Linked DNA regions of Homo sapiens: region 1 is linked to region 2. A link is a loop called in an ENCODE intact Hi-C map of the cell type or tissue named here. Cell type or tissue: A673. All regions are shown on one strand. Links, peaks and the distances in the headings refer to the core of each region. The heading gives the core; the rest is flanking DNA.

The links. Peaks named below come from ENCODE experiments on the same cell type or tissue, not always from the same donor. Only the 100,000 strongest peaks of a DNase experiment are listed, where the experiment ranks them.
Region 1: a loop joins it to region 2, with 2.8 times the contacts of the local background. A loop is called at or near these places in 2 of 110 quality-filtered maps.

Annotation. Positions count from the first base shown.
Region 1 is chr4:123,968,299-123,984,071 of GRCh38, forward strand. No RefSeq gene overlaps it. Among named protein-coding and RNA genes, the nearest start is that of LINC01091, 330 kb to the left of the region's middle. In A673, for the core only: no CTCF peak of the experiment used is centred there; DNase peaks (open chromatin) are centred at 6,333, 8,183 and 9,443; H3K27ac peaks cover 2,514 bases.
Region 2 is chr4:123,848,419-123,864,191 of GRCh38, forward strand. All of the region lies in intron 4 of LINC01091 (long intergenic non-protein coding RNA 1091), which reads left to right. Among named protein-coding and RNA genes, the nearest start is that of LINC01091, 210 kb to the left of the region's middle. RefSeq lists an enhancer at 6,241-9,957. In A673, for the core only: CTCF peaks have their summits at 8,944 and 9,204; a DNase peak (open chromatin) is centred at 8,833; H3K4me3 peaks cover 1,335 bases; H3K27me3 peaks cover 1,673 bases.

The sequences.
Region 1 (15,773 bases), core at 3,565-11,564, 120 kb after region 2:
AGTCTTAGAATTCATTGAAATGTGGAAAGCTTAAATTTTATAAAACAAAGGAATTGCTATTTTATTTGATACGTTCTTTGTATTTAAGTGCAAATAGCTATAGCAGAGAAAACTATTATAGTTGAATAAATATACTTAGCTTCAAGCTTTTCCAAAGTTCTGGAAAAAACAAAAAGTATAATATTTACATGACTAATTCCTTATAAGAAGCAAAGAAATACTTTTTTATAGGTCTTAAGTGTTTGGATCGAAATGCTTAACTCTGATGCCTAATGTTTCTATCTGTTTGGAGGGACACACATTGGTGAAGCGCACTCAATCCTTTACTGCAAGGGAGGTAAAAGGAATTGCCTGTCTTTAGTAATCTGCCATTAGGTGCATCTGACATTGTAATATTGCTTCTCAGTTGGATTGGACTAATCTATCAGATTCTCATGAATGGGGATTGGGTCTCTTGTTTCTCCTCTCTCCACCAGGTCCAGAGAGAGTCAATGACCTGGGTAAGTGTTTGCAAATTCAAAATCTTCTTTGGGTAACTTTTTCAAGACCAAAGCAAAAAGTTGGGAGCTAGTTCTACCTCAAAACCCCATCTTTTCCAACTTAACATTTATAAAATATTAGTTTGAGTCTCCATTTGCTGATTCTTGTCTTATTTTCCAATTGGTACAGAACCTATGTCATTGAGAAGGGTAATGTTTATTAGGTCCCTTCATGCTCATCTTGAGATATTTGGTTCATTTATTGAGAACCTTGTTAATTAGAAGACACAGCATATAATTTTAGAGAAAAATATGCATGAAGAAACTTGGGGGTAGGGTCAGGGCTTTCAACCATGGATTTTAGTAGGTGGATTCGTACCTTTAACTTGGACAGTGTGTTATGACCTATGTGGTGGAATGTGGCTGGGTTTGCATGTGGCTTTAGGATTTAGGCATAAGCCTTGTGGGATTTTCACCTAGACAGATCATTGCAGTTTATGGTAATGATTACAGGCAAGTATCAATTTCTGTAGAGGCAGTGAGTCTTAAGCAAAGAAGCAAGCCTTATTAAAGGTGGGTCTTAAAAGCTTCAGCAGCTAAAACTGAGAGGGCTAGGAGAGCCTTAGGAAGTGGGCAAAGAGCTAATAGACCTTAGCCAAGATGTAAGCTTGCTTTCAGATGCTACCTGTGTGGCTGTCCATGAGCGGTCATGGGCTTCATAAAGAGAATTGTTATGCACAGACATTAGGGGACAGAGCCACCATTGGCTGTGTTTGCCATGTTTTTGGGCACATCTTCAGGACACTCTTAGTGTCAACTCCAGGAAGGAAACACTGTTTAGCATTGCCTTCTCTGTTCTTTGGAGCCAAGAAAGAAAATGGGAAAAGCATACCCTGGAATTTATGAGGCCTTTGCTGATCCATGTATCACTTCCTACTGTAAGGTTCCACGTTGCCCCAGATTGGTTCATGACATAAACTTTAACCATGACATGAGATATTTCATGACACAAATTATGACTTCCTTCAAATAAAACTGGTAAACTTGATTAATAAGTTATTAAAACTTTATTAATATCTTTTTTGACTAATACAGTCAAGGCTCCTGTTTCTTTCATTGATTGTTAATAAAATCTTGACTATGATTTCGTTACTGAAGTGATTTGATCAATTTTAGAGCTTCTTAGCAGCAACATCTTTACCAGCCATCAGAGGTTCTGGAGGACATCCGAAGGAATAGGGCTGGACATTAGGGAGAGGCTTCAGAAAGATGGAATGCCCTACTCTCAAGATTTACCCTTAGTCTTTAACTTTCTTATAGTTTATTAATAATTATGTAAAAGCATCGGCTGTTTTTATACTTTAAACAAAAGCATCAGAGTTTGGTGAACACACTGCATAATACAATTAACAGCTTATAAATCCTTGTTCTTTTTTTTTCATTTACATCTTTTTTATTGTAATTTTTTTCTTTTCTTTTTTTTGTTATACTTTAAGTTCTGGGGTACATGTGCACAATATGCAGGTTAGTTACATATGTATACATGTGCCATGTTGGTGTGCTGCACCCATTAACTCGTCATTTACATTAGGTATATCTCCTAATGCTATCCCTCCCTCTCCCCGCACCCCACAACAGGCCCCAGGGTGTGATGTTCCCCTTCTTGTGTCCAAGTGTTCTCATTGTTCAATTCCCACCTATGAGTGAGAACATGCGGTGTTTGGTTTTTTGTCCTTGTGATAGTTTGCTGAGAATGATGGTTTCCAGCTTCATCCATGTCCCTACAAAGGACATGAACTCATCATTTTTTATGGCTGCATAGTATTCCATGGTGTATATGTGCCACATTTTCTTAATCCAATCTATCATTGTTGGACATTTGGGTCAGTTCCAAGTCTTTGCTATCGTGAATAGTGCCACAATAAACATATTCGTGCATGTGTCTTTATAATAGCATGATTTATAATCCTTTGGGCATATACCCAGCAATGGGATCACTGGATCAAATGGTATTTCTAGTTCTAGATCCCTGAGGAATCACCACACTGACTTCCGCAATGGTTGAACTAGTTTACTCTCCCACCAACAGTGTAAAAAGGTTCCTATTTCTCCACATTCTCTCCAGCACCTGTTGTTTTCTGATTTTAATGATCGCCATTCTAACTGGTGTGAGATGGTATCTCATTGTGGTTTTGATTTGCATTTCTCTGATGGCCAGTGATGATGAGCATTTTTCTCATGTGTCGGTTGGCTGCATAAATGTTTTATTTTGAGAAGTGTCTGATCATAGCCTTCACCTACTTTTTGATGGGGTTGTTTGTTTTTTTCTTGTAAATTTGTTTGAGTTCTTTGTAGATTCTGGATATTAACCCTTTGTCAGATGAGTAGATTGCAAAGCGGCCATTCTCTAGGTTGCCTGTTCACTCTGATGGTAGTTTCTTTTGCTGTGCAGAAGCTCTTTAGTTTAATTAGATCCCATTTGTCAATTTTGGCTTTTGTTGCCATTGCTTTTGGTGTTTTAGTCATGAAGTCCTTGCCCATGCCTATGTCCTGAATGGCATTGCCTAGGTTTTCTTCTAGGGTTTTTATGGTTTTAGGTCTAACATTTAAGTCTTTAATCCATCTTGAATTAATTTTTGTATAAGGTGTAAGGAAGGGATCCAGTTTCAGCTTTCTACCTATGGCTAGCCAGTTTTCCCAGCACCATTTATTAAATAGGAAATCCTTTCCCCATTTCTTGTTTTTGTCAGATTTGCCAAAGATCAGATAGTTGTAGATGTGTGGCATTATTTCTGAGGGCTCTATTCTGTTCCATTGGCCCATGTGTCTGTTTTCATACCAGTACCATGCTATTTTGGTTACTGTAGCCTTGTAGTATAGTTTGAAGTCAGGTAGCGTGATGCCTCCAGCTTTGTTCCTTTGGCTTAGGATTGACTTGGCAATGTGGGCTCTTTTCTGGTTCCATATGAACTTTAAAGTAGTTTTTTCCAACTCTGTGAAGAAAGTCATTGGTAGCTTGATGGGGATGGCATTGAATCTATAAATTACCTTGGGCAGTATGGCCATTTTCACAATATTGATTCTTCCTATCCTTGTTCTTTTAATATTATTACTGTGTCCCCTTTATTTAGAAAGAGACCCACAGTTACATTGCTCTTTCCAATTATGGCTTGAGTCTTGATTTACAGTTTAGAGGAAAGTGTGTATTAACATTTGGAACTGTGTTGTTTCTTTTGTGATGTGACTGAATTTATCCCATGTCTGCAAACAATAACTTAATTAAGTCTCCAAAGTCCCTTAGGGAAAAAGAGGACAAGACTTAACAAATTTTGAAGCATTGCAGAATAACAAAAGAATTTTAAGGCATTGTTCCCCAGCAATGAGGAGGGCTTTTTAGTGTATTGTGCTTTGAGGGGCTCTAACAATAGCAGTGCTATTCCAGTCCTGGGTTTCTTTGGCGGGGATGCCAGAGCCAAAAGGCACTAATGACCTGTGCCATCTGGCTTGTCAGCAACCAGTTTCAGTGGAGTAATTAAGAAATGTAGTCATTATTTATGCATTTTGACTATCTGTTAGAATCTGTTATTCATTCTAATATATATTTCCCAATGTTTCCACTGATTAGTCAAGATCAAGATCCTGCCTGTGTCTTCTTGAGCACGTCATTTCTGAGAAGGTTTTTCTTAAGATAATTTTGCAGTTAATTTGAGTAGAAAATTCTTTTCATAAGAAACGAATGGATGCCTTTTCTGCAATTTGGTAAGCTATTTAAAGATGCATTACTTAAAACATTTTATAAAGTCTCATTGTTAGGTATATGTTTGGATTTTAAATCAGAAATATTTGGAAGCATGAATAGTGTATAATAATAAAATGACATATTTGTAATTTATTCTTTCTAAATTGTACTCAAATTTTAAGGTGATTTGGATTAATGTTCACTTTCATCTAATATCTAAAAGCATGAGAATGCATCCTTGTTCTGAAAATTATTCTCATTCTCACCAATTGTAGAGCTTGAATGAATCTAACAGAAAATAGAACCTTGGGAAGTCAGGTGACTTTTCTCAACATCATTCAGTTCTTAAGAAATAGACTGATTCTCGTGCCATGGTTTTCAGCTCCATCAGGTCATTTAAGGACTTCTCTACACTGATTATTCTAGTTAGCCATTCGTCTAATCTTTTTTCAAGGTTTTTAGCTTCTTTGCAATGGGTTTGAACTTCCTCCTTTAGCTTGGAGAAGTTTGATCGTCTGAGGCCTTCTTCTGTCAACTCATCAAAGTCATTCTCCATCCAGGTTTGTTCCATTGTTGGTGAGGAGCTGCGTTCCTTTGGAGGGGAAAGAGGCACTCTGATTTTTAGAATTTTCAGCTTTTCTGCTCTGTTTTTTCCCCATCTTTGTGGTTTTATCTGCCTTTGGTCTTTGGTGATGGTTAAGTACAGATGGGGTTTTGGTGTGGATGTCCTTTCTGTTTGTTAGTTTTCCTTCTAACAGTTAGGACCCTTAGCTGCAGGTCTGTTGGAGTTTGCTGGAGGTCCACTCCAGACCCTGTTTGCCTGGGTATCAGCAGCGGAGGCTGCAGAGCAGCAAATATTGCTGAACAGCAAATGTTGCTGCCTGATCGTTCCTCTGGAAGCTTCGTCTCAGAGGTGTACCCAGCCGTGTGGGCTGTCAGTCTGTCCCTACTGGGGGGTGCCTCCCAGTTATGCTACTCAGGGGTCAGGGACCCACTTGAAGAGGCAGTCTTTCCACACTTGGACACAGGAAGGGGAACATCACACACTGGGGCCTGTTGTGGAGTGGGAGAATGGGGGAGGGATAGCATTAGGAGATATACCTAATGTAAATGAAGAGTTAATGGGTGCAGCACACCAACATGGCACATGTATACATATGTAACAAACCTGCAGGTTGTGCACATGTACCCTATAACTTAAAGTATATATATATAAAAAAGAAATAGACTGATTCAAAGATTGTCTTTGACTCCTCTTTGATTTCCTTTGCTGAACTTTCATTTACTAATCTGTCTTTAAATTTGGGCTCCTCAAGGGGCTAGATTTTCATTTCACATATGAAGAAATAGAGATACAGGGAGGGTAAGCCACTTGGCCAAATTCACACAGCTCATAGGTGGCAGAAGTGAGATTTGAATTGAATCTTGACCAGGGTCCAGAGTCTTTGTTGACATAATTTCCCTGAACAGACCTTTACCTTCTTGAAAGATTCTGATTCAGCAAGTCTGAGTGGGGCTGGGGAAACTACTTTTTGAAAGAAATAGGGAAGATGAGGTAATTTTCTTCAGCAGGAAAGTTTGGAAAAATTGCCCCAGAGAATAAATGTACAATGTCCATCCTGAAAATAGCAAAATTTAACAATTTTTTTTTGTATTGTTTAGAAATGAGAATACATCCATGCAAACTTGAAATTGTATATTTTCTTTTCTGGGTTCCAGCTATTCTTATATAGCTCTATTTCTGATGAGTAAGGGGGAAAAGGTTTTCTTTGTAATTATTCAGGAAAATAACTTGAGTACTAATAAAAATGGACCTAAACGAATTAAGCAGTAGATCTGAAAAATTGGCTATGGGTTGCTTTGTAGGAAATCATTGAAAAAGGGACCAGCCAAGTTATGATGATAGACATTTTCCCCTTTGTTTAGAAGGGTCTGTGATCTGCTGAGCCAAGCCAAGAACAAGAAATATGAAAGTCTGTGTTTTCTTCCAGGACTCGACTCTCTTTGGCCTACTGGATGTACAGGAAGTGGTAAAAGCTGTATGGTGTCTCCTTAGGAATTGAAAGGCCTTGGGCAAATCAATCAGGTCCTGGCTTTCCACATCAGCAAGTCAAGATAATCATGTTGGCTAAACTTATTTGAATACCATCTGGATTCACTTACTGGCAAGTGTAAAGTGTTTTCAGAATACCAAATATTATATAGGGCATCCAAGCAGCTTAAATTTCAGTGCCCTCCATTCCTTCCCTTCCTGTACTTCAGTCTACTACTGAATGCAATGAGATATAATAAAACCAAGATCTCAGGGCTCCTAGCCCTTTACCTGAAACTGCTCTTTTGTGCTGCTCCTACTGGCTGCTATCCACTGAATGTTTGTGTCCCTGCCCCCTACCCCAATTCATATGTTAAATCTTAATTCGCAATGTGATGGTATGAGGAAATGAGGTCTTTGGATGTGCTTAGGTCATGAGGGCAAAGCCTCTATGAATAGAGCTAGTGCCTTTATATGAAATTAGTGAAGACAGCTCCCTGGCTCCTTCCACCATGTGAGGACACAGTGAAAAGATGGCCATCCATCTATGAACCAGGAGTGATCTCTCACCAGACACTGAAACTGCTGGTGGTTTGATCTTGGACTTGGCAGCCTCCAAAACTGTGAAAAATAAATTTTTTGTTGTTTATGAGCCACTTAGTCCATGGTATTAGCATAGCAGCCCAAACAGATGAAGACATTGACCAAGACCTGCATGGAGTGCACATACTCTCTATTAGCCTGCAATAACAATTTAGGCAACGCTGAAGGAATTTTTTTGTTTTTATTCTTATTGGTGTCAGAAAAACACATAAATGCTTATAATTGTTACAGAAAATTGATAACTTTCCCAGGACATATTTTTAGAAAACATGTTTACTAACAAATTCCAGACCTATGACACCATGCTCATTTACATACCCAAATAATACATATGCCTCTTCTGTTTTAATTTTGTGGGCATTACACATCACATAACTAATCTCAGCTCCCTCTTTGAATTGGCTGCTAGAAAACTCAGGGCCACATGTGTAGCTTAGCTCTAGTAAATACATTGATATATGTTTGGTTTGTATGCCTCAATCTTAGCTTCATCTTATGTTTTCTTCTTTGCTTTTCCTTTTGTTCTGTTTTTCTCATGCAATTAATATTAACATTGTGTTTTAATGTGTCTTCAAGTTGCCCTAAACTCTTCCTGGAATAAAAAGAAGGGCTGAAAGAGAATTCATTTTAAAAATCTCTTGACAAATTCTTATATTCATCTTCCAGAACTTCAGATACATAAAAATATTTAAAAATTATCTATCTCTACTATGCCTGCCATGCATATATATTTTTTTACTTTATACCACAAAAGCCATGATCTCTCTACTGTTTCTGAATATGTAGCATATCCGGAAAAAGCAACTTCATCTGTAATACATTTTCTCAGATTTTCTCTTTTGGGGAAATCTAAAACCTTTAGCATGGACTTTTTCATGTTGATAGACTCAAAATTCCATTTGATTTTTATTTTCTGGCAGTACTTCTCTAAAGCAGAAAAGCAAAGATAAAGAAACAGTCAATTAAAAAACAAACAAAATGCAAGTGAATACAGGTTGAGGAAAATTCTACTTTACAAAGTCCCTCCATCTTATTGCCTCATTCTCAGACCTATTCAGTACTTGGAAAAATTCATAACCTGGCAAAATAAAAGCATTCATACTTCTCTAGGCTACAAGCCAAATCAAACCATTCTTTTTAATTACAGGTGAATAATAACACCCTTAAATTTCTTACAAATAACGTCAGCCTCCTTTTGCTTTTTGACTGATGGAAGGTGATGAATGACGACCTTTTAATTCAGCACAGCTGGATGTCTTTTGTTGCACTTCCTCTCAAAAGTTGCTGTGCAGATCTGGCCTATTTTGTCAGATGTGCTGAAAACAACGTGCCTGACTGGAAGTGGAAACAGCCTTCAAACACAAGACATTTGCATGATTGAATACCCTGTCGGGGGAGCAGCTGTGGCAGTCAATGCATAAGGTGGAAGATATGCCATTTGTTAGAGTATCTCTCTGTGTGTGTGTGTGTGTGTGTGTCTGCGTGTGTGCGCACGCATGAGTGTGTTTTGATTTGATTGTTCTTGGAGGACTGGAGGAGGCCTCTCTAGTAAATCTTTGAGGGTGGTATGAAAGTGACTTTAGTATTGCTGGCAATTTTGAGGCTGTCCTGTAAAATAGTGGGTTTATTGTCTGGACCCTTCTTTTTTCATGGGTTTCAGAATACCCAGTAAGCCAGGACTTTCTTGAGCAAATCAGGTCTGTGAGCTGCAGGCCTCAAAGACTTCTGGATAAAGAGTTCACTCACTGAAGGTTACTAAACCAGTCTTTTCCAAGATGAATTCACTGCATTTCCTTGGGAAGATAATAAGAGTGTTGCAGCCACCGTTTATTTCCCTTACTCACTGTAGGCATAATTAAAATGAGTGATCTGTGACAAACTGCATCTGTGTCTCCAGGGGCACAAATGTTGTCACCTGTAGTAGATAGCTCAGCACAGATGCCAATTTACTGGGGATATATTCCTCATCCACAGAGGCTGTCACAGAGTTGACACATCAGTTTCTCAAGATAGAATAAAGCTTTGGATTAGCTAAACACCTTGTTTGTGTTTGATTTCGTGCAAAGTGTTTCTCAACCACCTGAGATCAGTATTACCTATATTTTATGGATTAAAAAACTATAGTAATGAGACTTGAAGGAGGTCTGGGAGGACAGTAATCACAAATTTAGGAAGTGGTGAATACTGAGATTCACACCCAAGTGTAGCTTGAAATCCTGTGTTCTTTGCCAAAGTTGGCTTTATTATCATTTTAACAGTGTGTTTTATAAAGCTTGAAAAGATCCTTTGAAAATGGAAACCAGACATTGTACTTTAAGAAATGTGTGGTAATTTTATCTGAAGGGATTTGAATTATTAGGATTTATTTAATAGGCAAATATAATTGTACTGGAATTATTTTTTAACCTCTTTCTCTCATACTTCTAAACAAAGAAAACCCAGCAATGATTACTTTGATGGTATTTGCATGCCAGGAGAAACAAAGGGAAAAGAAAACAGCTGGTAGTGGAGACTCCCTTGTTTGAAGCTCTGACTTTTTTTCCAGTGGCCTTTAAATCGCTCACGTGGAATCACACAACATGATTAATTCACTTAACAAACTCAATGACTCATCATCAGCTAATAAGTACTTCAAATGAGCTTAGAGAGTGTAGCTCTTTAGGTTTGAATACAAATGTTGTATCTGGAGGGACTTTGGAACTTTGAACTTTTTTAACAAATGTCCTTAATTAGCTGTAAGTAAGTAAACTGGACTTAGACCTATATGTTTAAATTTCATTGTTTTGTCAATACAGACATTTTGCAGAAGATAATTCTTTGTTTGGGGGACTCTCCTATACATCGTAAGATTTTTGGCAGCACTCTTGGCCTCTACCCATTTGTTGTCAGCAGCACCCCACCCCCTCCAATCAAAAATGTCTCTAAATAATGCCAAATTTCTCCCAGAGGGCAAAATTGGCCTTGGTTGAGAACAACTGTTTATTTATTTATGTACTTTTTAAGGACCTGTGATGGTTTTTAGTAAGTATTCAAACAATATAAGCATATAAAGTAAAAAGTGACAATTTCTTACATAATTGTAACCCCAAATAAAGCTATTGATAATGGATGTTATCCACTGCACATCAAGTAAACAATGAATACATAGAAACATTAAAATATATACTATTTATGCTAGGGAACAACTTTTAATAAAAAATGTGATCATATTAAAAAAAATTAAAACCCAGTAGGCTGGGTCTTATACACATACACATGCACACACACACACGCACACACATATATAATATATTATCTACATATGCATGTATATATCAAGAAAGCATAGAGAATATGGGGTAGTAAACTGAATTACATTGTTAAAGATTCCTATATATTTTATATAAAGTAGTACTCTACATATATTGTTAGTACTTAAAAATAGGTATTGTAATTTTTACAGCATCTGCCAAAAATGCAGAGATATATTGAAAAGTCAACAAAGAAATCAAAATAGAATTCAAAAAGTAATTGATTAACCCAAAAGAAGTCAGGAAAGGAGAAATGAATAAGCAACAACAATAACAGATTTAAAAAAAAAGAAAAAAGAAAGAAAAAATGGCAGGCCTAAATTCAACCACAGCAATCAGTTCATTAAATGTAAATGGACAAAATTTTTCAATAAAAAGGCAAACAGTGTTAATCTGTATAAAACAGTAAGAGCAAGGTAAATATGCTGTCTCCAAAGGATACATTTTAACTAAAAAGGCACAAACGGCTTGAAAGTAAAAAGGATAAAAAATGCTATACTTTGCAAATACTATTTATAATAAAACTAAATAGCTATATGCTATAAGTAACAATAGTGACTGCATTAAAAAGACTTCATTTAAATGTGAATGTGCCTAAAACAGTTTTAAGATATGTGAAACAACTGATAGATAAAACAACAACTGATAGATTAAAAAAGAAGACATAGAAAAATCCATAATCATATTTTGAGCTATTAACACACTTCTCCAAGTAATGGATAGTAAAATTAAGAATAAAGCAAGAGAAGTGAAAATATAAATAATACTGTCAACCATTTTTTACCTCACAGACACTTATTGAGCCCCCCATACAAGTGCAGACTATGCATTGTTTTGAAGTGCACATGAACTATGAACCAGGATAAATTATGCTGGACCATAAAACAAGTCTCAGTGAATTTCAAAGGACTAGATAGTACTAGTAATTACCCTCTGTGACCATAAAAAATTAAGTTTTACATCAATAAGATATGTAGAAAAGTTCTAACATTTGAAAATTAACAAATCAGCTTCTGAATAACCAATGAATAAATGAAGAAATCACTAAGAAATTAGAAAGAATTTTGAACTGAAGGCTGATAAAAAAACAGCATATCAAAATTTGTGGTATGCAGCTAATATGGTACCTAGAATGACATTTATAGCTTTAAATGATTTTATCAGAAGCAAAGGAAGCCTTAAGATTAATGATCTAATTTTCTACTGTAATAAGCCATTGTAATTACACTAAGATAATCATAAGAATTTTTAAGAAATTAGCAAAAGGTGAGAAAGTTAAACCTAATAGATAGAAGTAATAATGATAACAGCAGAAATAAAAGAAGTAGAAAACAGACATGATTGAAAATGTTTGCAAAACCAAGAGGTGACTTTTGAAAAGGTTAATAAAATTTATAAACTCTAGCAAGACAGATGAAGATAAGAAGAAAGAAATCACAAAAATCTAATATCAGGGTTGAAAGATGGGATATTACTCTAGATCTTAGAAAAATCAAAAGGATTTTGAAGAGATATTTTGAACAGTTTTATGTGTATGACTCTGCCAACATAGATGAAATGATCAAATTCCTTGAAACACACAACTTACCAAATCTGATACCTGGTGAAACACAAAATTCAAATGCCTTATGTATCAGAAATGTTGAATTTCAGCCAGGCGCGGTGGCTCACGCCTGTAATCTCAGCATTTTGGGAGGCTGAGGTGGACAGGTCACCTGAGGTCAGGAGTTTGAGACCATCCTGGCCAAACTGGTGAAACCCCATCTCTACTAAAAATACAAAAAATTAGCTGGGCGTGGTGGTGCACGCCTGTAATCCCAACTACTCAGGAGGGTGAGGCAGGAGTATTGCCCGAACCCAGGAGGTGGAGGTTGCAGTGAGCTGAGATCATGCCATTGCACTCCAGCTTGGGCGACAAGAGCGAAACTTTGTCTCAAAAAAAGAAAAGAAAAAAGAAATGTTGAATTTCTTTCAGAAACCTTAACACCAAGAAAATTCTAGGCCTACATCTTTTTCATAGTAAATTACCTCAAGTCTAAGAAGATATTATACGAATCATACAATTTTTTTTTCAAAAAAATGGAAAAGGGAATCACACTTTCCAACTCATCTTGTGAAGGCAGTATAACTGTGATACTTGACAAAAACATTGCAAGAAAGGAAAATTGTAGACTGATTTATTTCATAAAATTCCTAACAAAATAGTAGCGTGTCAAATCCCACAATAAAAGCATAATACAAAATGATCAAGCAGGATCAATATGAATTATTTAGGCTTATGGAAGACTTACTTCATGGAAACAGTTTAAATTAATGCTTAGTCTTTTACTGTTTCAAATTACCATTGTCAGGTGCCTGCTACAGACTTATCTGTCATTTCCAGTAATTCATGGTGTTACCTGTTGTTCTTTTTATCCCTTTTGATCCAATGTAGGACATCTGTTTTTTGTATGAGACCAAATTCTGGGAAAATAAAAATGTTTACCAAATTCATTTTTTTAAATTCAGTCCAGGAAATGCCTACTCCTCCATCATGTAGACTATTTTATTCAATAAAAAAATCCAGCGAGAAAACTGGCAAGTCTTTCAGATACCATCATGTATTCAGGCACTGAGAATAAAAATATGAACACAACTTCCTGCTATTCATCCCTCGCATTCCTGAAATGCAGTTTAGGTGATAAAATGAACATTCCCATTTTGTCCTTGATGCTTCCTTTTGAGACAGGCATTATTTTTATCCACATTATATGAATAAGAAAATGAGGCTCAGAACAAGGAAAAAGTGGATCAAAGAGGGTTACAACTAAAGCAAATGACATATATGTTGAGGATGTATTTTATATTCAGAGCTGCTGTAATCCTTGTGGGTACAGATAGCAATAAGATGCATGGAACCATGCTGAATTTCCATTTCCTTTCTTACTTATTGATGCTAAGATCACATAAGATCACATAATGAGTTTTCCTTCAAGATGACCATGACTTTATTTCATTAGTCAGAATAAACCCACATTCATAGTAACTGTCAATAAAAAAAGTAAAAATGTTGTTTGATTCAAAGGAGGAAATGAAGTTAGTAAAAAAAAATGCAGACCATGTATAATCTTATACTCAAATAAATGCAGCTTAATACTAAGAATAACTTTGGAAACTAGTAGATAGTCCACAGACATTTATTAGATTAACAAAGAAGCAGAACAACAATGAGACAACATTTTTTGCCTTTCAAATGGGCAGAAATATGGATAGATAAAGTATATAAAGGTAGCCAGACAGATAGAGGCAACATGACCTACTGCTCCTTAGGGTATGTAGAAATTGGCATTTCTGTTGGTTGCTTTTGGCATTGTAAATTCAAGCAATCTTTTTGAATTTATACAAAGAGTGGTAATGATATCATATGCTTTCAACAAGTTAGTTTTATTGTGGATAATATATCAAAAAGTAACCATCCAAAATATGGGAAAAATATATGTTCATAAAAAAGTGTTCAGAGTAGCGCAACTTATATAGATAAAAACAGTAAAGCAAGTATATATATTCAGCAGTAGAAAAAGGTTAAAGAATTTATGTCACATCCATTTAGTTTAATATTATACCACCTTAAAAACAGTATTATAAAAATCAAGATTATTAAAATCATGATTTGTTAAACTGTATTTATTAAAAATCATTAACAGAGTGTTCTTGGATCTTAGACACAAAGGGTTAAGTTAATCACCCTGTTTATTCCATACTATCATTGATTTTCTCACTTTACTGAAAGTTTATTCCTTTTTATTCCTATATTCCACTCCCATTTTCATAGTATCCCCACTACATGCACTACAAATATAAAAACCATTTGTCTTAACATTCAATTTTATGTAATGTACATTTTTGATTCTATGTATTTTTATAAAATGTGTGCTCCTTTCTGAGTATTTTTAATTTATGTAAATGGGTTGTTATATTTTATCTACATTTTATAAATAGCATATTAAATATCTGTTTCTTTTTCATTACACATTGTTTAAATATTTACCCATATTACTATGTACACATCTATTCACTGTTTCTATTTACTAGGTAAAACATGTAGCAAATTACATGAAATAGCAGAGTATGAATATATATTGTGATATATAGTATATATATAGAATATGTATTACAATATATATATATATTCCATGATTACAGCAGAGGACATGAGTTACAATTAATGCTCTTTTAGCAGTTGCCATCTGCAGATGGCTAAGTGTTAACCAGCTCAGTGGAGAGTCAGGGTGACAGTCTTTCACACTCATCCCTCTTGGTACTGGGGTCCCTGTCTGGCATCCGGGAAGAATCAGGTGACATGGACTTGAAGGATGGTGAATGTGGACGTTTTATTGAGTGTGGAGGTGGCTCTCAGCAGGGTGGGGAGCTGGAAAAGGGATGGAGTGGGAAGATTATCCTCCCCTGTAGTTCAGCTGTCCCCAGTCAAACTCCTCTCCAGCAGTCCAGCTGCCTCTTCAACATTCAGATGTTTCTTCCCTTCTCTCCTCTACTGCACAACTCTGCTCCTCTGCCAGTGGACTTTGGGGTTTCTGAGGGTACAGGATGCAGGGGCGTGATGGGCCAGGGTGATTATGAAAAAAGCAACATTTGGGCACGAAAACAGGAATAACTGTTCTCATTTAGGGCCACAGTTTCCAGGCTTGAGGGTGGGGGCTTTGCTGGGGAACCGCCCTCTCTACCTAGTGTTTCCTTGCCTCCTGTCTGTATCAGTAATATTAAAAAACTGGAAATAATTCACCAGATTTTCTTATGGTTGACTTGGTATCACACGAGTTTCTGAGTATCTTTATACTGAAAACATCAACAACATTAAGTATATCTCATGCTTTCCTGAGAGCAGAATGAGACTTTTGGCAGAGGTTTCAGTATTTAAGTTCCTAAATTATCTTGTCTCTGTGAAAATTCTGCATTATCCATAGTTGTCAATCTGATTGGACAGGATATATGCTAATAAAAATTTCACTTTTAAAAATTATCACCCAAATGTTTTCTATGGTGTGGATATCCACTCAATTGTATGTTTTCTAGACATAGAGTACTTCTTCCTACTCTTTCAATCCAATTTGTTTATTTAAAAAAAGTATAGTCTTTCAGAAAAATATTCTAGTCTCTAAATATTTTAGAGAAATATGATCTGATTGTTATCACCAAATTCATTGTATTTAATACTTTACATTAAAATATCAAGGTTTTTTTTCTTCTTATCAATACACTTTACATTGGTATATCAACCAAAAACACATATAGTTATTTTGTATTATTTCATATTATTTTCTTTTGAGAATTATTATATGTCCTTCACTTTATTCACTTTATTTCACACCTATAAGTTAACTTCTTTCTTTTTAAATTTAATTTAAAGCTTTGAGTTCAGGTAGGTTGAAGTTTCCTCAGTCCAACATGATCTTCATAGGTCTTATGAGATGATTATGATTCCTAGCTAGGAACTCACTGCCCAAGTTTGTAAAAGCATTGTCCAGAAATCCAATGGTTGCTTTACAGAGTCAGTTATTGACTTTCTATATCTATACTTTCTTTCCAAGGAAGCCAATGTCAAGTGGATAAGAGAGAGATAACACCCTGTCTCT
Region 2 (15,773 bases), core at 4,723-12,722:
GATATGTTTGTTTACCACTTTTACCGAACCCTCAAAAAGTAGATAACATCTATTTTGGGTACTCTTTCAAAAATTGAGGAATAGAGAAGATTGCTAACTCACCAAAATCAGAGAGAGAGTACAAGAAAAAAAATTATGGGCCAATTTCATTATAAGCACAGATGCAAAACTTCTAAGATATTAACAAATTCAACATATTATATGTTTCTATGAGATATATAACATTTAATTTTCAAAGTATGTAGATGAGTGTTTTATAATTGACATAGCAAAATTGTTTTCAGTAACAAAGTTGCATAATGATGAAAACATTGCCAAACATCTGTTTTCAAAATCCTGTCTTGATAGCAGGAATTATTTTCCAAAACAATCATTTTCTCACTTCTTATTAAAAATGCCTCTTTTACGTTGGGACATATTAAGGATGGGTGTGTGTTTAAATACTGCTAAGCAGGCATTTTTCATTACAGAAAAGGTCAGAAATTTGGAACAGCTGTTTTTTTGTGTGTGTGTGGAAGAAAAACATGTAACTCTTCTTCAAATTCCCCAACTCTTTTAAGGACTTTACCATGAGACAACCAGCAAATCGTTTTATGACATAGGATTTTCATGTCAATTCCCCATTTTAATACAATACCAGTCAATATTCTGGTCCAAGGATAATTCTTAAAATATATACTGAAGTGTTAGATTTACAGAGGCTTTTCTTTAACTTGAAATGTTTCTAGACACAGAAATGTATTATATTAATTCTAACCAATTTGAATTTCAATGACGGCATTCATGATGAAAGATATGCTGTTATCATCGTAGGGCTACATTTTAAATAGCAAGGCTGAAATACTACTTAAGGAGATTACGTTTTTAAATTTCTAGTTCTAGCTCAGTTCTAGTTGAAGCACCATAATTTCAATAAACACTAATAGAAATTTCAGCAGCTATAACATCAAGCCCTCAAAAGACTTTTTGAAAGAAATATCCTTTCTAACAGTGGAGCTAGACTCTCTAAGAGCATGTTATACGTTAGAATATCAATTACTTTTATTTGCATTCATCGGAACTGGTATTGCAAACAATTTGTCTGAGTGGAATGAAAGAAGAGACTGAAGTCCTTCAGTAACCCCTCTCATTAATTCTTTGTGCAAACAAACTCTAGTTGGGTATAAAGCCAGATAACCTAATGGATGTTTTGTAGAGGATGTGCAGCCACTTTGTTTACTAGTTAAGTTTTATCAAATAAGATGGACCAAGAAAAGCCAAGAAAAGTTTACAGCTCTATAAATCTCAAGCTATATTTTGAACATTCCTGAAACACCCAATCTGCAGACTTTAGCTTTGAGTAGATTTATAAGAGTCAAAAGTCACAGTCCTTGCAAACAGAGGAAACAGCACATAGAGTTTTTGTTTATTTTCTGTCTCTTAAAAAAATCAAATATGGCCATCAAGGATGTAAAACGCCAATAATCAACTACTGGTAGCAGAAATAAGGCCTGTGGCTCTTTTTGTCTCCTTGGTTTCCACATGTAAAAAAGGCAGGTGAAGAATCTTTCAGGTTTTTTCTATTTTGTTTTAACCAACTTTTTAATACATTTGTTTTGAACAATAGGGGAATTCCATGAAACATTGCAAGGAGAAGACAAAACAGTTCACTTGCTAATGTAGTTAAGAATATGGACAAAATGAATGCAGTTTGCTGTAACAGAAAGATTTCTTCATCCTCATGTTGGAAGGCATTGAGTTTTAGTTCTAAAACTTTTATTTATTAGGTCTTGGAACTTTGGACAAGTTATTCAAGTCTGCTTTTTATTTCTTACCTGTAAAATAATTGATCTCTCTGCTACATGGTGTTATTGAGAGGATTATGAGAAATCATTGATAAGAAAACTTTTTTATTTTGGTTATTTTTGTTTCTTAAAGAATCATACAAATTTAAGATATCACAATAATATTTTGTGGCTATGCATTCTTCCGTTCCTAGAATTGACTCACAGAGGTCCTTGCTCTGGGATCGCATACCTGCTTTGGCTGGGGAGCAATGAAATCCAAGCACAGTGGCATCAAGATGAGCTATTATTGTTTTATTAGCAATATTTATCAGAATTAAATTTCCATCTTCTTTACATTTCATTTTAGAAGACCCTACCCAGCAGCAGCTGCAATTTTCCGTGGTCTTATTGGGTAGATGTATTTATAATGACAGCTGAACTACTGCTAAACATTTAGCTTTTCAAATGAATCAAACGTAGAAAATAAAAGACCATCTCTGTTCCCTACCCGTAATAAATATAAAGAGTTTAACCTCCCTGGACTTAGAAAAATTAATTTTGCTTTTTTAAAAATTTTTTGAGATGGAGTCTCTCTGTCATGTGGGCTGGGTGCAGTGGTGTGATCTCAGCTCACTGCAACCTCTGCCTCCTGGGTTCAAGTGATTCTCCTGCCTCAGCCTCCCGAGTAGCTGAGATTACAGGTGTGCACCACCACACCCAGCTAATTTTTGTATTTTTAGTAGAGACGGGGTTTCCCCATGTTGATCAGGTTGGTCTTGAACTCTCGACCTCGTGATCGACTGCCTCAGCCTCCCAGAGTGCTGGGATTACAGGCATGAGCCACCATGTCAGGCCTTAATTTTACTTTTAAGTTCTAAATTCATTGGAAAATATCCTTTCTAATTTGTCCTAGTAAATCATTGATTCCCAAATGTTGCTTGTAATATTTCTATATGAATATTTTCATGCATTACAGTAAAAGTAATTGATCTTAGGCCCTTGTAGTAAAATTCTATTTGTAAATCAGAATATTAGTATATGCCAAGACTTCTGTCTAGAGCTGATCCAAGTTTTGGTTATGGAAGACTTGTGGAAATGTCCTGCTTTATCTTTAGTCTCCCATTGCCCCTTTCTTTTTAAAACAATGATTATAAATTATTTCTGTTATTAGGAGCCTTAATTAGGGAGCCCTAAGTACCTTTATTCTATTTCCTTTGAGTTCTAGTTGATTGCCAACCAGCCTGGAAGACAGAGGTTTAGAAAGACTGGGCTCTGATGCAGACTGTCCCAGGCTGCAAAAATCCTGCTCACTTTGTTTAAAGATATGAACTGCTTTAGGCTTGAGGTCCTCGAGCAGATTTCTAAGCCTGTAGCCAAATGCTTAAAAAACTGAGTGAGATATGGAATGATTTTAATCTTTCTGAACTGGAAGTTTCCCAGGGTTAGACAAGCTCTTATGCTGAAAACATAGCACAAAGTCCATTGATGACTACTGATATGGTTTGAGTCTGTGTCCCCACCCAAATCTCATGTCAAACTGTAATTCCAGTGTTGGACATGGGGCCTGGTGGGAGGTGATTGGATCATGGGGGTGGATTTCCCCTTTGGTGCTATTCTCATGATAGTGAGTGAGTTATCATGAAATCTGGTTGCTTAAAAGTGTGTAGCTCCTTCCCCTTCATCCCTTCTCCTCCTGCTGCCGCCATGTGAGACGTGTTGGCTTCCTCTTTGCCTTCCGCCATGATTGTAAGTTTCCTGAGGCCTTTCCAGCCATGCTTCCTGTACAGCCTATGGAACCATGAGTCAATTAAACCTTTATTCTTTATAAATTACTCAGTCTCAGGTATTTCTTTATAGCAGTGTGAGAATGGACTAATACAAGTACTTTCTCTAAGATTACCTCCTATGCTGTTTTAGTTAGAAAATTTCCCAATTACACCCTGATTATGGACCACCTAAGGTGGTATTGTCTCTTGGCTGTGATCTTCTCAATAACACCTTGAGATATATCAATGCTTCTTGATTTCTATAGCTTGAGTAGTAGAGATTAATGTGTTCATGTAACATTGGATTTAGCACTTAACCGAATTTAAATAATATAATGACATCAGCCATCAACTTCTCTTCTTAGGGCATTAGTAAAATGAATGTTAATTTTGGGGAAGTTCCTGAGTTTCTTAAAATTAATAAACTTTACGGAAATGAAGGACCAGCAAAGGGTGAGGACTACTCTAAAAAGCTCCTAATTTGTTGGTGGGATACCTTGATCCCATAGGAGAAGTCTTCCTAAAATGAGAATTGGTTCTCCAAAAGCCAGACATAGTTCTGATTGGAGAGGATTCACTTCTGGCCCCAGAGGACATGCCACAGAACTAAGGGAATTCTAGTCTCTGACCAAGAGACCAATTCTTCATGTGGTTTACAACAATTTTTGTTTTATGTGCTAAAGAATAGAAAGCTGAATAAGAAATGATTCTTGCTCTCAATAGTTTTTAAATTTTGTGGAGGCTGCAAGGCACTAATCTTACCCTTGGAAATTTCTTTTGGATACCCAGATAGCCATGACAATGGTGTAATGTATGGGGAAATTTTCCTCTATCATTCAAGTGATGCTTGTTTCTGGGGGGCAGTCAGCTATATATATGGTTATATTCTTAGAATCTGCATGCAAAAAAGATGTCCATTCAAGTAACGAAGACAAATATTTTTAAACTCTGGCCCAAGTCATTCTTCTAGGCCCAGGGTATACTTCACTTTTACTATGAATTCCTCCTCATCCCTCAGCTTCTGTACTTGAGAAGCTTTCAAACACCTTTGTTATAGCACTCATCGGTTATGATTTATGCATACATTTTTTCCATTAGACTCTGAACTCCTCAGGGATAGAGACTATCTATTATTTGTCTTTTAAAATTTTGAACTAGTTTTATTTTGTTGTCAAATACAAACACAGAATTGAATATTTGTAACAAAAAAGTTTGAATTTCTCTCTCGTAATAATTTCTAAGAGGAAACTGTCATTTTTTATTCCTTCTCCAGATGTAATTATTGACAGCTTATTAAGTAAAGTAGCATTTTCTTAGCAGTGACAGGTATGACTTTTGTCTTTTGAGGCTGTCTATAATATTAATATCTTATAATGTGAGCACATGAATCCATAATTGTCCAAATGAAGAGTTCAAGAATAAATTACTTGATTTAGAAAGATTCAGAAGAGCTTGAGTCTCTGGAACTGAAGTCCACCTCAGGTTTACATTTTGCCTCATAATCTTGGCTTTTAGAATGCATTTAATGCGTGAGAATAATTACTGGGTACCAATCACTTCTTTGCTTAGATTATTTTATGTACTTTGTGCATTAGATAGTTTTACTATTAGTTCTATGAGTGAGGTAGCTTTGAGGGATTATGTAATGAGCTTTAGATAATATAGGTGGTAAGTGGTCCTACCACTTTCCTTAAACAAGGAACTGTGCTCCCTTGCCTCCTTTTCTACCCCTGAGCTTCTCTCATCACTCCCTGCACCCTGTCCCCAATTTATTGACCTCAAATATTTTTCTACCTTGTTGCAGACTGAAGTGAAGGTCTTAGCAGATTTTGGGACACATGGAGTGCAGCAGAGGTTATCATCGCACACTGTGTTTATAGCTTCACTCAGCCAGGGTTTTTTGGCAGTTTTCAGGACCATAGAGGCCTCATTTCAACACAGGAGCCAGTGTAAATACACAACAAAGAGACCACACCTGAGGAGGTTTTTCTGTCTATTTTAGTGACCTTGTTTGTGGCTGTGGGCCACTGGCGATCCTTCTCATCAGTCAAATATTAAACTTCTCTTTCCGAAACTTCCCTTAGGCCTGTCTGAAGATTTTTGGTCCCCATGTTTTATGAAGTGATAAAGATTTTGAGCTTTTCAAAGACAAAGCTGGTATGTATTTTTTAGATGACATTGTCATCATGATTACATTTGCCGTGTAAATTAATTTTTATTTTTTTAAAGAGTAAGTTACCACTGAAGTTCCTCTTCTACTTGATAGTTGTCAGAAGACAAGATAAGTGCTTAGGTTTTGACATTCACAATCTATGTGACAGGAGGCTGATCAAAAGTTGGATTTCTGATACCCGATGAAAGCAATACGGTAGGGCTGGGCTAAATCAGATTGAATAAAGATCTTTCCTTCCTGTTTCTACTGCGGCATGAATACTAATAAGTTAATATGTTTTGGGTGCCCACCAAGTACCCATTTTAGAAGACCTTTAAAGAATATAAGAAATGAGTGACAAGATCCATGCACATGAGGAACTTAATTATTAAGAAAAGATTCTAACAAACTCTGGACCATTAACAGTTTGAAGGCATGGTTTTGCTTTTGTAAACTGAATATGAAAAGATGACAGGAAATAAATGGTTGTAATGTGTAATAAGAGTGGTGGTATTTGAAAAGAGGAAAGCTTGGAACATTTTTGGTTTGGTACACCGACAAATGTTGAGGGGCCTAGCAGATTTGCAAAAATTGAGTCTGGAAATTTGGTTCCCAGTGTGTGAACAGTATGGTCTGAGGGTCTGAGATAATTAGCAGAAATTAATCTTAACTTGCTGGCTTTAGTTTCTAAAGAGGCTGCTGACATGACTTGGTGCTATGCAAGACAAAGTTGACATGTAATGCAAGAGACGTTAATTCTATCTGCCAAAACATTAAAAATATGCTTATTAAATAGAAATAAATAATCGCTACATATGTATATAAAATAACCACAATGAATTTTTACAAGTATTGGATATAAATGAAAAAGTGAAAATTTCATACATCCTGCTTAGATATAGATGAAGCTGTTTTGCATGCTTCTCTTTCTTCAGTATTTAATTAGGAGATTTATCTACCTTATTGTGTAACTTGATTTTATATTTTACGTGTAAGAAGGTGAATCAACTTTTCTGTATTGCAACAATCTTCGTTAACATTTTCAACATGTACTTTCACTTTAGCTGATTTATAATTGCAGCTTCACTGCTTTATTGTCGTGTTTTATTCCTAAAACAATGTGTTTCTATATTTAAGGATGATATGGTGCACAAATGTTGTTAAGCATACAAATTGATGGCATAATTTGCCCTTGACCTTGGATCTTGGTGGTTGCTGGGACACTGAGGAGAGAGCTTTTTTTTGGCCATGTGGGAGACTACCAAAGGCATCAATTTTAAAACTAGACTGGAGCAATTACCATTACATTTATGTTAGAGGTTAACATTTGTGTTATTTCCTCTTATTGCCTGGCTTTACAGAATGTTATGCCCCACTGCTTTTATTAAATCCAGGTAATAGAGGAAATAACAGTGTTATTAACCTCTAACACTGATGAAAAATTAGTCTTAAGTAAAACATGGTTTAAAATCAGAGCCATTGAGCCAGTACTTTAGCTGGTTCCCTGACCAAGCACAGAAAGGCTTTGTATACTCATTGTGCCCATATTCATTATGATAAAAGTAAAACAAAGTATAACACGAAATAAATCTCTGGGGGAAAAAGGGATTTGATTTTAATATGTACTGTATTCTTACTAGTAAATGTTATAGTTTACATGACATTATATAAATAAATATTGATCAGGAGAGTACCACTTTTCTATGATTGAAAGAGGAATTCGTTTTGATAACTTGATTACTTTCACAGAAAAGCACTTAGAAATTTAATATATAATCATTGACCTCATCAGAAGTCACTAGTTAGGTGCTTCCAAACACAACTGTTGTTAAGCTGAGGATTACTTTAGAAAATTTCCCTTTTCTTTTCTTGTTTGCATTTAAAACAATAATTTTTCAAAGTGATTTTTGGGATTTAGGCAGAGTTTGCTTCCCTGGTCATACAATGGTTACACATGGTTTTGTTGGGATGTTTATGCTAATTGAGACCACAAAGTTGTGAGTGAATTTATACATTTTAGGCAAATTAGGAAATATAGACTTAGTCAATACAATTAGAATGATAATTTATTGTAGGAAAATAAGATCTTGGTATCATAGTCTATTGATTATGTAGTTTAAATAACCCTAAATGTATTTTGTATGCTTTGATTAATAAATATTGTATTTAAATTTAATTTTAAAGCAACATATTTCTATTAAGCAATGCATATGTGTATCTAAGTAACTCTAAAGGTTTTTCAATTGTCTGATTTTTAAATAAATCTCTCTGCCTAACATTTATTAGTGAATTGCCAAATTATTTAAAGGTATTTTTCTTTTGTGGAATAAAATGTACCTCTTAATATAAGCATATTGGTTTCTAAATTACTCAATATATTTACCATGATTTTGTAAATAATGAAGTAGTAAAAGATTTCCTTTTAATCTATTATTTTAAATATAGAATTAATATAATTGATTAGAATAAATATCAATGAGAGAGAACATTGTATCTTACATATTTATTCAAAGGATGGTGTTGGGTAACACTAGATTTAAGAGCTTTTGTGTGAATTAAATAAAACTGCACATACAGAAGTGTCTTGTAATTATGTTAACAGTAAGTATTATATTATTCTCATGACTTATAGTGGGGAAGATGTATATAAACTTCACAGTATTCATGGCATTCCTATAGTATAAGTTGTTTAATAGAAAATAACAAAGAAAAGTAGGCATTGTACTTCTTAATCTTTAGGTAAATATACATTCCAGTTGCATGAACAGTCCTATGTAAAGGCTCAACAATCCGTTTACTTTTTAAATTAACAACCACTTCAATGGTTAATTGAGTATTTCTAAGCCAATAAATTACCCTTCAACATTACTGACTGGAAGCTTAGTTAGTATCCAAAACAAGCCTGGCATTAATGAACTCATTCTCCAACAAAAGGAAAAGGAAGCATCAAATCTGAACTTTGGATGTGTTCGGTTCCTTATTCTAAACACATTAGTACACTGTATTTTCCCACTTAGAGAAGCTTTTGTACACTGAGCATGTGGCTGTTTAAATGCCCCAGCGGGACATCCAGAGGCTGCAAAAACGGGAAAAATTATTTGGAACAATTTGCTTTCGTTCAAGGGCAACCATTTTACAGCTGGTTTATTGCTATTCTTGTGCTGTTTAAGCTGTCTTTCGTGTCAAAAGTCCTTTCCTGCTTACAGATCATCAGGAAGCATTCTGCTGCGTGCTGTTTGCCTAAGTTCCTCCAGGGCTCCGGGCCTTTGATCACGGATACCATTTGCAATCTGGTTAAAAATAGGAGGCTGCTGAGATAAGCTTGGGTCCTGGCAGTGAGGAAAAGGCCCTTTCCTTTTTTTTTTTTTCTTTTTTTTAAACTTTGTTATTTTGCTTTTTAGCATGGGAACACATAATTGAAGCAAAGAGGAATAGTGCTTAGAAATTATAGCATGCTTAGAGGTGTAAAAAGTTTGTGTGAAAAAAGGTTATTGGTTATTAAAAAGTTCAGTTTTTTGAAACCAGTGTCATTATTGTAGTAAGTTAAAGTTTTGAACATAATGAGTACATTCTTTTCTTTGAGGTTGACAGAAACAATATTTGCTCCCTTACATTTAAAATACACTACTGGTAGCACAGCTTTCAAGCTTGTACTCCTAAGGATGGCATTTAAACCAGAAGCATATATTTTTTTTTTTTTAGTGAGGAAAAATATATTATTGTTGTTAGCAAACCTAATATAAAAGAACAATAATATATTTAATATTGCTATTAGATAACAAGCATTGTAAGGATAAAGTCAGAATAAAAGACTCATATTTTTTATAATTTTTATTGCTTATCATTTTCTAGTGCTTTCTTAAATTTGTCAACTTATTGAAAACAAAAGCATGAAGATATACATGATTTTTAAATTATAGTTTCTCTCAGAATTTTGATTAACATGATTGTATCAATCTTATGATATAGGAGGATGGTGACTTTCATTATTGTTTGCTTAAGCAACAAGTCAAATATACCACAAGCCAGGAAATTAGAGAATTAATTGGAAATGAAACATAACCTAGATGGTAAAATTGGATACTAGAATATCAACATGATACTCAACGTAGAATATTTACTGTGAAATAAAGTGTACTAGAAGGGATCTTGGGAGTTTAATGAATTTTTCTACCAGTGGGCAATATCATTTATTTGTTAATTTACTCAAATAAAGATCTGCGCAAAGCCAAAACCTATGAAGTAAAGCAGAATAAAAGAGTGCCATCCGAGGCTAAAAACATGTTTACTGTATTGCCACATGCATTCTTGGCAGTTTGGGGTCCTGTGTATATTTTGGAGGGGTAAAGAAGAATTAGTCAAAGGAAAGATTGTGGGAATAAATTTGTAGAATGGAGGGTAGGTGAGGGATTAGAGATGAAGGAATCTGTTTATATGGATTTCAGCATGAAAGAGAGTTTAGAAAGAGAGTTCCTGAAGCTGCAATTGATGCAGTTATGCTGGGCTGGAACAACTTGGGATAGGAAGTGTGGTGGGGAGGCAGAGTGGACTGAACTAAGCTGGCTGGAAGTGAAGTCTGGGATGAAGTTTACAGTGCGAGGCAGAATCAGATGATGGAAGAACATGTGCTGTGTACACTGAGTTGTATTAATTGTTATATATATATTTTTAATCAATAGTGTACTAACTTGTGCTGCTGAGTTTACTGAATTCATATTTTTAAAAACTCTAATTTGCCTAACTTTCAAAATAAAGCATCTAAAGCTTATTAAGCATATAGAACAGGAAACTTGGAAAGCTGTTCTTGTGTTTGTGTTTAAATATTACCAAGTATATAATAGCTCACATTCCAGCAGACACAATACTGTGGCTTAGTCAGACCATGTTTTATATTACAAATAGTTTTACGTAAAATGAATGTTCCAATCTATATCTCCAGAATGAAGACAGTCCTCTCTAAAAAGGGCTCCTTCATCCTGAAAGCTAGCTCAGAGGGTTTTTTGAGCTTTGTGTCCTGTTTGTCACTTCTTTGAGTATCTTAACCTGCAGTATAGTTACCCTTGCCACACTACAGTATCATAAAATGGGCATCTTGTATCTCTGTCTCAAGGTGATAATGGAGTTGAAATGTATATCAGGGAAAAGATCAGGATTTCATTGAAAAGATGGAATATACATTTTGCACTAATGTCTGAAAAATCAACTTGCTCATAAGTTATTAAAGGACCACAGGTGCAAGCAGTGCAATTTTTGCAATTCCCTTTCCTGATATATTCTAGCAAGGTCATTTGCCCCTAAGCCTCAGAAGGTTAATTGGATCTCATAAGTGAATGCACCCAATCACTCATGATTTGGGAAATTTTAAAATTGTTGTTATTTAGGCATTAACATTGGAATATCAAATTTGACTTTCTTTTTACTGAGTGGGATTGTTCTAAATTTGCTGGTTTTATGGCTCTTGTAATGAAAATTATTAAAAAAGAACACTAAAGGCCAACTTAAATAAAAACTACCTGTGTTGCTCAAATAAGTTTTTTACCTACATGTCTAGCAAATAGATTTATGGAAATTTAAATCTGCTTTGAGCTCTTTGGGACAAGCGTAATAGCCCTAAATCAAGTATTCAACATGCACCAGAGGTGGTCACTGTGTGGTAATTTTGTTGGTCAATGGAGTGACTCGTACTAACAAGGAAGAAATAGGAAAAGCAGGGGGTCGAGAAGGCGAGGCTGGACACCACTGTGTGATTAAAGTAGAAAGTGTTTTTCTAATACAGTTCTGTGCCTTATTTGTCTGTCTTCCTTTTTTTTTTTTTTTTTTTTTTTTACATCTTTTTGTTCTACAGTTTTGCTTTCTTTTTTCACCTGTTCTCTTTTGCTGAGATGGTAAGTTGCAGGCTCTATTCTGGGTTTAAGTTGATTGTACAAGTAGCAGAGATAATGACATTTTGAATTTGTTAAAAAGCTTTTATCTGAAAATTGACAGGGTATTTTTGTAAAACTAGCAGAAAACATGAGAGGGGCAATGAAAAAATATTTAGCCTTAAGACCCATAGATGTTTCTATTAGATCCATACAACTCAATAGAGAATGTCATGAAAATTCATCCATGAGTGAGAAAACTGGCTGCATGATATCTACCATGTAACTCCACATCAAGAGGGGCATCACCGTTTCATTCACTCTAGGCTCTCATTAAGTTCACTGCACTAGAGTGAGGGACCTGCCTGTGCTCTTAAAAGAAAGGGCAGGGGTCGGATGTGGTGGGTGACACCTATAATCCCAGCACTTTGGGAGGCCAAGGCAGGCGGATCACCTGTGGTTGGGAGTTCAAGACCAGCCTGACCAACATGGAGAAACCCCATCTCTACTAAAAACACAAAATTAGCCAGGCGTGATGGCGCATGCCTATAATCCCAGCTACTTGGGAGGCTGAGGCAGGAGAATCGCTTGAACCCAGGAGGCAGAGGTTGCAGTCAGTCGAGAGTGTACCATTGCACTCCAGCCTGGGCAACAAAAGCAAAACTTCGTCTCAAAACGAAAAAAAAAAAAAAAAGAAGAAAGGATGGTGAGCTTACCTAGATGACAGGTTGATAGGTGCAGCAAACCACCATGGCACATGTATACCTGTGTGACAAGCCTGCACGTTCAGCACATGTACCCCAGAACTTAAAGTTAAAAAAAATGCTCCATGTATCTTTAATGTATTTACCTTGACTAATTTTATAGACTATCTTATCTAAATACACTAGAACTATCAACTCTGTATTTGTTATAGTGTAGTTAATATGTAATATCTCATCCAAAAGTAAACATATTTAATATTTATTTTAAAACTCAACAAACATCATATATAATTTTACTTAATGGAGTAGCATATTATCTTCTCTAATGGCTTATCGATCATGAAAAATTTATTTCAAAGAGGACCATTATACAGATATATCAGGAATTAGTGGTATCTTAGGTGGCATCTTCACAAGGAAGAGACATAAAGATATTTCTTATTATTGCAGCATATCTATACGTTAAAGCATGTTCTCTTAAGGGATCATATCTTTGGCAGAAGAAAAGATATAAAAGGATTCTAAAAGTGGCTACGATATTCAATTCCACAGTACCAGAAGATTAATCTGCCACAATTTCTTTTGCTTTAATCACTATATGTCTTAGGTTTTCTCTTCTTTTTGGGTGCTCCCTTTCTTAATGGTAGTTGAATTCTCAGAGTTTAGCATATTGTACTTCTGGGGGAGTGGAGAGCTCTAGAGAAACTCAAATACTTCTTTTTACAAGATGTATATTTGTTTTATTCATAATTTGTCATGTTCTGGAATACAAAAGGTAATTGTAATGATGGCTGAATTTAACACAAAATTTTTAACTTCAACTTAAAACATGGACTGATTAATCTCATTCAATGGCAATATTCAATGCTTAAAGGAACATAAACACGTACACAATTGTGCAGTTTTCATAAGGGTTTATTTTATAACTGGTGGATAGCACATTTAACAGTTAAATACGTTTAAATAATGTATAGGTGACTACACAATTGCAGCACTGGTAACTAGATAGATAACCAATTCCACTAAAAACCAGCTAATGAGTAACTGTCTAAATATTTAAAAAACAGCTCTCGTTTGGGTCATCTTTCGTTTTGAACACCTTCTTAGGGGGGCAAAAGCCTGCTGGTCACAATGGAAATATATTAAGGCTAAATCTTCTGATATCCATTCTCGGAGGCTACTTTCAGCTGGATTAAGTCTCTGCCTCTAGGGCAAGCACCAATTTGTGGCCTCCAGTATCAGTGCTCTTCCTGTCTACCAGAGCAGACAATGTAAGCTTTATACCAGGCCTCAGAATCTGAGGGTAGCCTGCTCCAGTCAATATAGAGTTGTTGACTTTTGCATTAAACAATTTATTGTAAAGGATGAACAGCCAGATAAAGTGATACATAGGGTGAGGTCTGGAAAAGTCCTGAGCATGGGGGCGTCTGTCCCTGTGGAGTTGGAGTGCGCCACTCTCCCAGTATGTGGATGTGTTCTTGTTCACCTCCCTGGAAGCCCTGAACTGCTCAAATACTTCTAATAAGAAGCGTTACACAGTAGTTTGGGGAGAGATCATTGGATCACCATTGGAAGGTGATCTCCCATTTAGGAGATGAACTTTCATACTGGAAAGGATTGGCCTTTCAGATATTTGATAGAGAGCTACATGAAATATTTATGATGTTCCTGAGACCTAGACCATCGGGGTAGTCACACTATTGAGGATAGGAACACTTCACACAGACTTCTAGATGTGAAACTTTGTATAACTTTGAGGAGGAGGCCCAGAATTTAAAATACCAAGATTTTATGAGTACACAGGCCCTGGGAATTGTAGGTACTCAAGATAGTTCTCTGAGGGAAAAGTCCACCGTGGCATTCATTCTCAAGGAGTCAGATCCCACTAAAAATAGAAACATATCAAACCCCAAAAATCTCAAATGAATCTCAGTCTTAAGGGAAGAGGATTGTGTAGGCAGATTTTCCCAGTGCGGGGAGAAACAGTACATAGAAGCTTTTGAGTCCAGAGCAGTTTTTATTTTTGTTTTTGAAATCCATATGTGACAGGTACTGAGAAAGAGAAATATTTTGGTCTTTGCAAATTTAGGAGACTTTACAATTAAAAATCATAAGATAACAGTCAGAGATAGCTCATGAGGAAATCTGCTACAAATATTCAATGTACAAAATTCCTAAACATTAGGCATTCACAGATATTGGAGAGTTCATATAGGAGAGAAACCTTTTAAATGTGATGAAACTTCATCTAGGACTAAAAGACACATTTGTGCACGTTGGAGCATGTTGCCCCTTCCTCTGAGCAGACATAGCCTTGCACCAGGGCTTCCGGCTTGGTGAGCAGAGGATCACCTCATACTTTCCCCTTGTTCAGTGAATTGCTAGTGCAATCCTATCAGTCGCCCTCATTGTACTGAGTTTCCTGGCAGTTAGCAGGCCTGATGACATTCTACCTGGCTTTGTTAGTATTTTTTGAAAGCCTACTGCATGTATCTTTTGGATTCGTATGCAATATACTAAAGTGATAGATTGGGGTGATTATTTTCACTTTGGAAGTTTATTTGCTTTACAAAAGAGTATAGGATGATTTATTTAAAAAATCATTTCTTCTATGATTTAATTTATGAAAGATTAAGAATGCATCTAATAGTTAAAATAAATTTCACTCTTAAAATTTTTTGTTGTAAGTCAAGCAAAAATTATACAGATGGCGAGTCTTTGCCACATAATTATCTCCCCTAATCAGAATGATTACAATATGGAGTGTCTACTCTTTTTTTCTTAGTTTAAGGAAGTTTCAGACATACTCACACACAAATATTTATGGTAGATTGTATTATTGTTCTAAATTATTTGCTCACTTCTTACCCCTGAGAAGACAATGCATTCTTATGCTGTTGATTTCAGGCTTGGCCTTGGGACCTGCTTAAACCAAGAGATATGCCACATCCGAGCAGTTCTTTTCCTTGTGGCCCCTGCCATGAGAGCAGCGTGTACAAGGTGGATGCTGCTCCATTAGCGTGGATCCTGGGATGAGAAGACTCAGGGAGCAGGCTCTGCCAACCCACAGTCTACAGCAGAGCCACAGCCAGCAGTAGTCCTCATTCAACAGGAGGGGGAAAAAACTGCTCGTCATCCTTAGCTCTGAGATTTGGGGGTTGTTATCACAGAAGATACTGTCTCATAGAAGTTTTTAATATGACTGCTACTACAACAACTATTGCTATAATGTTTACAGCAATCATTGCTACTTTACGTTCCAACAGTATTATTGCTTGCAAGGGGCTATCAAATAGATGATCTTGTTGGAAACTCACAGCTACAAGGGCAGGTGAGGAAGCTGAAGTAATGAGTAGGAGAAGTTAATGAATTATCCCAAGGTCAAAGTGCTAGAAACTAGAAGGAGAGGATTTGAACTCTGATTTTCTTATTTCAAGTTGTTGTTTTTCTGGACCTTAGTTTACTAGTCTCCAATACACTTTACAGATTTCTCAAGGCATCTTAAGTGTAGCATGCTATCTCAA